Linked DNA regions of Mus musculus: region 1 is linked to region 2. Evidence: chromatin loops called from intact Hi-C (ENCODE). Cell type or tissue: gastrocnemius. All regions are shown on one strand. Each heading gives the region's core, and the rest is flanking DNA. Links, peaks and the distances in the headings are about the cores only.

Region 1 (2,911 bases), core at 132-2,631, 52 kb before region 2:
AAGACTCTGGGACAAGAGGGAGTAGTTATCCTAGCCGAACTAGGGACAGTTTGGTTTGGGTTTAAAATCACAGCATCTCTGAGGCTAGATCTTTGTCTTCAGCCTGGCTTTTTATTTTTTTAACAGAAAGGGAGGCTCTGCAGACCTGGAGACTGCTGTCACTGTCATTTCTGTAACCGCAGTAAGAGATGGAAAGAGCTGAACCGTATAAAGGAAGGGAGGCTGGAGACAAAGGAAGCCAGAGAAAAGCCACTGTGACATAGAAAAGCTCAGATAGAAGGCAGAAAGGAGTCTGTATTCTAGTCCTGGCTGTCAGCTCTAGCCCTCGAAACAGCTCTTGGGTCCACATGCTGAGGGAAGGAGTCTTTAGGGCCTGCCAGAGATATTCCGTCTCCCTACCATGTTAGTCAGCTTTCCACCACTTTAACAAACTACCCGACAGAATCAACTTACAAAGAGAGAAGGGTTGCTTGGGCTCCCTCTTTTAAAATCTTTGGTCTGGCTGATTTGCAGATGTGGTGGAGCAAAACCCCTACGGCATGGCCAGGAAGTGAAGATAAAATAGCGATTGGCCTGGAGTAGTACTATATACTTCCAGGGCATGCCGCCGACTGTAAGAGCTTCCATAAAGCCCTATCTCTTGAAGACTCCACCACCTCTCAGTGGTGGCACCTTGAGACAATGCCTTACCTTCTAACCAACTGGGAAAGTAAGGCTGAGGCACTGTTCAACTCGCTCAGTTAGCAACATACTTTGAAAATAAATATAAAGAAAGGGTAATTGTGAACTTTTGGTCATTGTCTCAGTTTTGGGCCATTGCTGTGGGTAACAGGATCCTAAGGGCAGCTCTGTGGCACCATGAACTTGTGATTAAAAATGAGTAAGTTCAGGCTTGGCACACACAGAGCACAGCAGTGACCATGCACAGAGCAGTGATCACTCACGGGTCAGAGCAGCAACCACGCACGGGGCGGAGCAGCGACCACACACAAGGCACAGCAGCGACCAGGCGTTGGAAAGGGTAAGCGAATGATCAACACTGAACATATCTCCTCTGTATCAGTTTTCTATGACCTGGATATCCTGAGTTCGCCCACCACAGCATATTTGTCCGTTTTTAACTCTGACCCACCAGCTATCAGATGCTTAGACTCCTATGCTGAGCCCACTGCCACATTGTGTCACAGGCTGCTAAGCCCAGCTCTTAGTGACAAAGCAAGAGGAACTCTGGGGTCAACATCATCTACACAGCAAGTTCCAAACTGCCAGAGATAGACAGAGAAGAGAAAATCTGTCTCAAAAATGTTTTAATCCAAAACAATACATGATAAACTTTCTTCTTCCTGAAAGACAGCTTGGTGGGAGAAATGGCTGCAGAACCGCATTCTCCCAGCAGGTGGCACCCGAGGAACGTGTTTGGGATTCAGCCCGCCTGTCAGCCCAGTGGGCCTTTCTATGGCTTCTGTGTGGGACACACAGGTCTACCCTGACAGGCCTCGGACATAGGGCCTGAACACCACATACCTCGTCATGAATGGACCCAAGACATAAAAAACAGTACAGCTTTGATACTCGCTTGCCAGAGAGAGCTCTAAGTTGTGAGGCTTCGGATGCCACAGCCTCTTCTTAGCAGGCTCCCAGCCCAAAGCCTGTTTGGGACAGGAAATAGGGCGGCCAGTCTCTCCAGAATGCTGTCCTTGCAGCCAAGCTCCAACATAGTTCAAGTTCTTTATCAATGCGTATTAACTGTGCAGAAGGGTCCATGCATGTTTGAGAAGTACTTGGCCACAATTACCCCCTCTGTTATTACAGATTATACACCCCCTCGCCCTCTTCATTTTCTTTTCTGTATCACTGGCAGTCTCCAGTTTCGTATCTTCTTCACCCTTCCCAGCTTCCGAAAAAGAAGTAAAGCAAGAAACACTTGTCTCCCCAGTCTCTTTTCACTCAACATGATAATCTACAGTTCTATTCATTTTATTGAACATCTTGTTCATCTTTACAGTTAAAGAAAACTCTACTGTTCGGCCATGCCCAGCCTATGGCCCAAGAGAGATATCTATGCAGCCCAATTTAAACTCACAGAACTACCTAAAATGTTATGAGATCATTTGGGTAATTTTTTAATTCACATAACTCATTTTCATGAAATTTTGTATAGACTACAGTGTATGTGTGTGTATCTATGTGAAGGTGTGTGCATGTGGGTGTAGTACCCACAGAAGCCAGAAGAGGGCATTGGATCCCCTGGAGCTGAAGTTACAAGCTGCTGTGAATCAGCTCCTGTGGGTGCTCAGTGGCGACACTGAGACTCCCTGCAGTTATCTTGCCCTGGTCTCACTGTAAAGAGGGGGCGTGGTTAAGATTTCACTCAAGCTTCATCTCACCTCCTGCCCTATAGAGGCTCCAGGTGTGAGGTCGGTGTGGATGTGGTGGGGGCGGGGCTGGCCATTAAGAGAAGATAGGAGGAGACCGGCAGTTGACTGAAGAATGCCTGGTGTTCTAATGTTCTGATACCCGGTTGGTAAACCTATTAGCAGCCCGGGAAGTCACCAGGAGAAGCTTTGAAAATGAAAGGAGATGTAGATTCCCGGAAGGGAGACGAGTCTGTGCCAGAACAGCACTGTGTGCAGAAAGGAGGGGAGGGTAGCGTGCGCAAGAGGGTAATGGGAGCTTGGGACTGTCGGCAACAACATAGGCGAGCTGGGTACCACACCACGCAGGGCTGGGCTTTCGACAAGGGGTGTAAGGAAGAGGTTTGTGTCAGTGTGTCTGGGAGGCTTGGAGAGAAGTCCTTCTGTCAAAGACGAAGGAGTCCAGCCCCACTAGCCACGTGATCCAGAGTGCTCTCCGCACACTCAACAGTGGACCTGAGAAAGTCCTCCGCACCCGAGGCAAAGAGAAAGGGCAG
Region 2 (2,911 bases), core at 275-2,774:
AAAGTTCTCTACCATGCTTGTTCACTATGGTTATCGCAAAGAACAGAAGAGGTAGCTACTGAGACTGACAAGTAAGGAGACCAAGGAAGACCCTGGGATAAGAAAGGCTTGTTCCTGGTCAGGTATCAGGACACAGGCATAACCCAAAACATCGCTGGGGGTCAGTTCAGGCTCCTGGAGCTAACAGGTCTTTCTCACCTGCCCAAGCAAGGAAGAATAATGCTTCCCCTATATACAGAACCAGGCTGCCATTCCACAGTATAAGTTCTAAAGATGTACCCAAAGAGAAGTGGGTAACAGCCTCCTTACAGCTGGGCATACCCTTGCAAAGCTGTGGATAGAAACTCTACTAAGGTTCTATCTGAGATCTGGCATGAGCCATCTAAGGTCCTGATGGAGGGATTGGGAAGCAGGATGCTCTGTGAGTGCATAATAACTCTTTCTCACTCTCTGGGCTGTTGACTGAGCTCCTGGAAAGCCACTTTCCCAGCCTCTGGGAGAGATAACCAGGATGCTCCCAGGAACAACAAAGGCCTAGCCTTATAACCTCAGGGAAGGGTCATCTCAGAGACATGATATGCTGGCACAGAGACACTCATCTCCTAAGCTGTCATTTTGTCCAGCAAAGAAAAACCCTGCTTTACCAGGCCCTGAACCTCCGAGGGACGACACTTACCTTCCCAGCCAGAACACGTGGGACACCAGCCCACCAATGAAAGAACATGATGCTGTAGCAGTAGATACACTGGAAGTGGAGCTGATATAGGTTCTTACAGAAGGAAGACCTGGAGAGGGAGGAGAGAGGGCGTCCATTCTAGGGGCCTTCTTTCTCCAAGCTTGTCTCCTGGAACTTCAGATATCACTTTGGAAAGGGTCCGGTTTACTTGTTTTACTCAAGGAAAAGCTGAAAAGAAAAACGACAGCAACCATGCATCTGTTTAGCACCTACTGTATGCCAAGTACATTATATGAATCTAAAATCATCTAAACAATACACAATAGTTGGCAATTTATGCTCCCATAGCCTCCATCTTACAGATAGGTAAACTGAAGCTCCAGAAGTTTAGATTCTTGCCCAAAGGCACACAACTAACGTGTGGCCAACCTAGGGTTTGAATAGTCTGTTTTCAGAGTCTAGGATCCTTCAGACATGCTATCCTGTCTCCTCCCACAACCTAGGCAACGAGCTGGGTAAAAGGTTCATAAGAAAGAGCCTCTTCTTTCCACACTACCACATGTGAGTTATGATGTGATCTATCCACATGGTCCTGCAGACCCTCTGGGTTCCCCAGCTGGGCTCTCCCCGAAAGTGACATGTAAAGATGGCTTTTCTGTTTGATGATCTTTGTCACACATTGCTATTCAGTATTCCATTTCGATTTACTCTAGAATCTAGTTGCTAATTGGTGGGTGGTACCCACCTCTATGCAAGTGCATGGATGAAGAGTGAGGAGCCTAAGGAGCCAGGTACTGAGACCAAACATCTACATCCAGCTGGAGGAAGATGCCTGCCTTGTATCCCTGGAATGCCACCCAGTCCTGGCTGACAGAACTCCATATAGGAGCAGGTGAAGGATTTTCACTTTGTAAATAACTCAGTGCCATTTGAACGGTCACAGCACTAGCACATGCTCGCCCTCTGCTGGGCATAAAGGAGAAGTGCAGTGACGCTACATCCTACTGGGGACAGGGCTAACCAGGGGAGGTCCGCCTTTCGCTGTTTCTGTGGACTTTCTGCTCGCACAATGTCTACCCATCTGCAGGCAAATGATCATTAGCTTGGAGAAGAAGGAGAGAAGGTCCTGGTGTGATTACAAAGGGACTTCCAAAAACGCTAAGCCGGACCTTTCTCCGTGGGAGGATTGAGTTTGTTGAAAACTCAGATTCTTAGCCACACCTGTCATCCCAGCTACTGTGGAGACTGAGGCAGGAGGACTAAAAATTTAAAGCCTGTTTGAGTGAGTTTAAGAGCATCTTGAGAGAGTTAGTAACTCTGTTTCAAACATAAACAGTAAGAACTGAAGATGTAACTCAGTGGCCAAGTCCGTGTGAGATGCCCTGGGTTCAATCCCCAAGCCTGAAAAATCCTAAAGGAAGGAGAAGGGGAAAATGGAGAAAAATCAAAGCAGATTCTTGGTTGTCATTTGCAGAGCAGAAGCTGAAAGCCTGGGGTTGAGCTGTTTCTGGGTAGCTGTTTTTCTCTCATTAAGACTCTGGCTGGGTCCCATGGCTGTACACCCCTTTCCCACCCAGTGACTTGTCGGGCCTCAGATTGGATTTTCCAATCCAGAGACTTCCACTCTGCTTCCAGGTGAAAGAGAGCCACTAGCAATAATGATGTGACTGTCCCCTAGCTATGACTAAGCTGTGCCAGCCCCAGTGGCAAGGGCCCAAGCATCACCTAGTTGAATTTTCTTTCTAAAACTTCCCTTTAATTGGTAGATACTGTAACTCAGTTTATGCATACAAAATGAGAGCCCCATCCCATTCTCAGAAAAGTCCCATGTCACATGGCATGGAACTTGCAGAGCCGACAACCAAGCTGGCAAAACTCCAAGAGAGCCAGTTCACTGTCCTCTGTCTGAGACTCCAGGATAATCAACTTTTTCCATTTCGCTTCTGGAACATACTTTTCTCCCAGCTTCCGGACATGTTCTCAGCTTCAGTCCCAGCCCCAGCTCACTGTAGTTGATTGACTAGTAGAAGGAGCTATGGTCAGCCAGAAGTCAGGTGTCACGACCTTGAAGGACTGGGCTAAAGGTGAGGATCATGTCAGAAAGTCACAGAGCTTTTTGTGACACTATGGGAGTGCTCCACTGGGAGCTAACGGGCTGAGCTGAACTTAAGTTTGCACCTGCATCCTTCCTATCCACAAGGAGCTGGAAGCCTGGCTGGGGATGGAAGATGCTCT

The links. A loop is a pair of places that touch in the nucleus more often than their neighbours do. Peaks named below come from ENCODE experiments on the same cell type or tissue, not always from the same donor. Only the 100,000 strongest peaks of a DNase experiment are listed, where the experiment ranks them.
Region 1: it touches region 2 in a loop (8-fold over the local background); 26 of 42 quality-filtered maps call a loop at or near these places.

What each region holds. Positions count from the first base shown.
Region 1 is chr6:126,498,856-126,501,766 of GRCm38, forward strand. The region is part of intron 1 of Gm38899 (a long non-coding RNA gene); the gene reads right to left. Among named protein-coding and RNA genes, the nearest start is that of Gm38899, 15 kb to the right of the region's middle. In gastrocnemius, for the core only: a CTCF peak has its summit at 1,386 (motif pointing right); DNase peaks (open chromatin) are centred at 1,402 and 2,298.
Region 2 is chr6:126,550,546-126,553,456 of GRCm38, forward strand. Gm33320 (a long non-coding RNA gene) reads right to left here. Exons shown (of 5, transcript XR_378037.2): 4 at 677-904. Among named protein-coding and RNA genes, the nearest start is that of Gm33320, 6.6 kb to the right of the region's middle. In gastrocnemius, for the core only: no CTCF peak of the experiment used is centred there; a DNase peak (open chromatin) is centred at 1,651.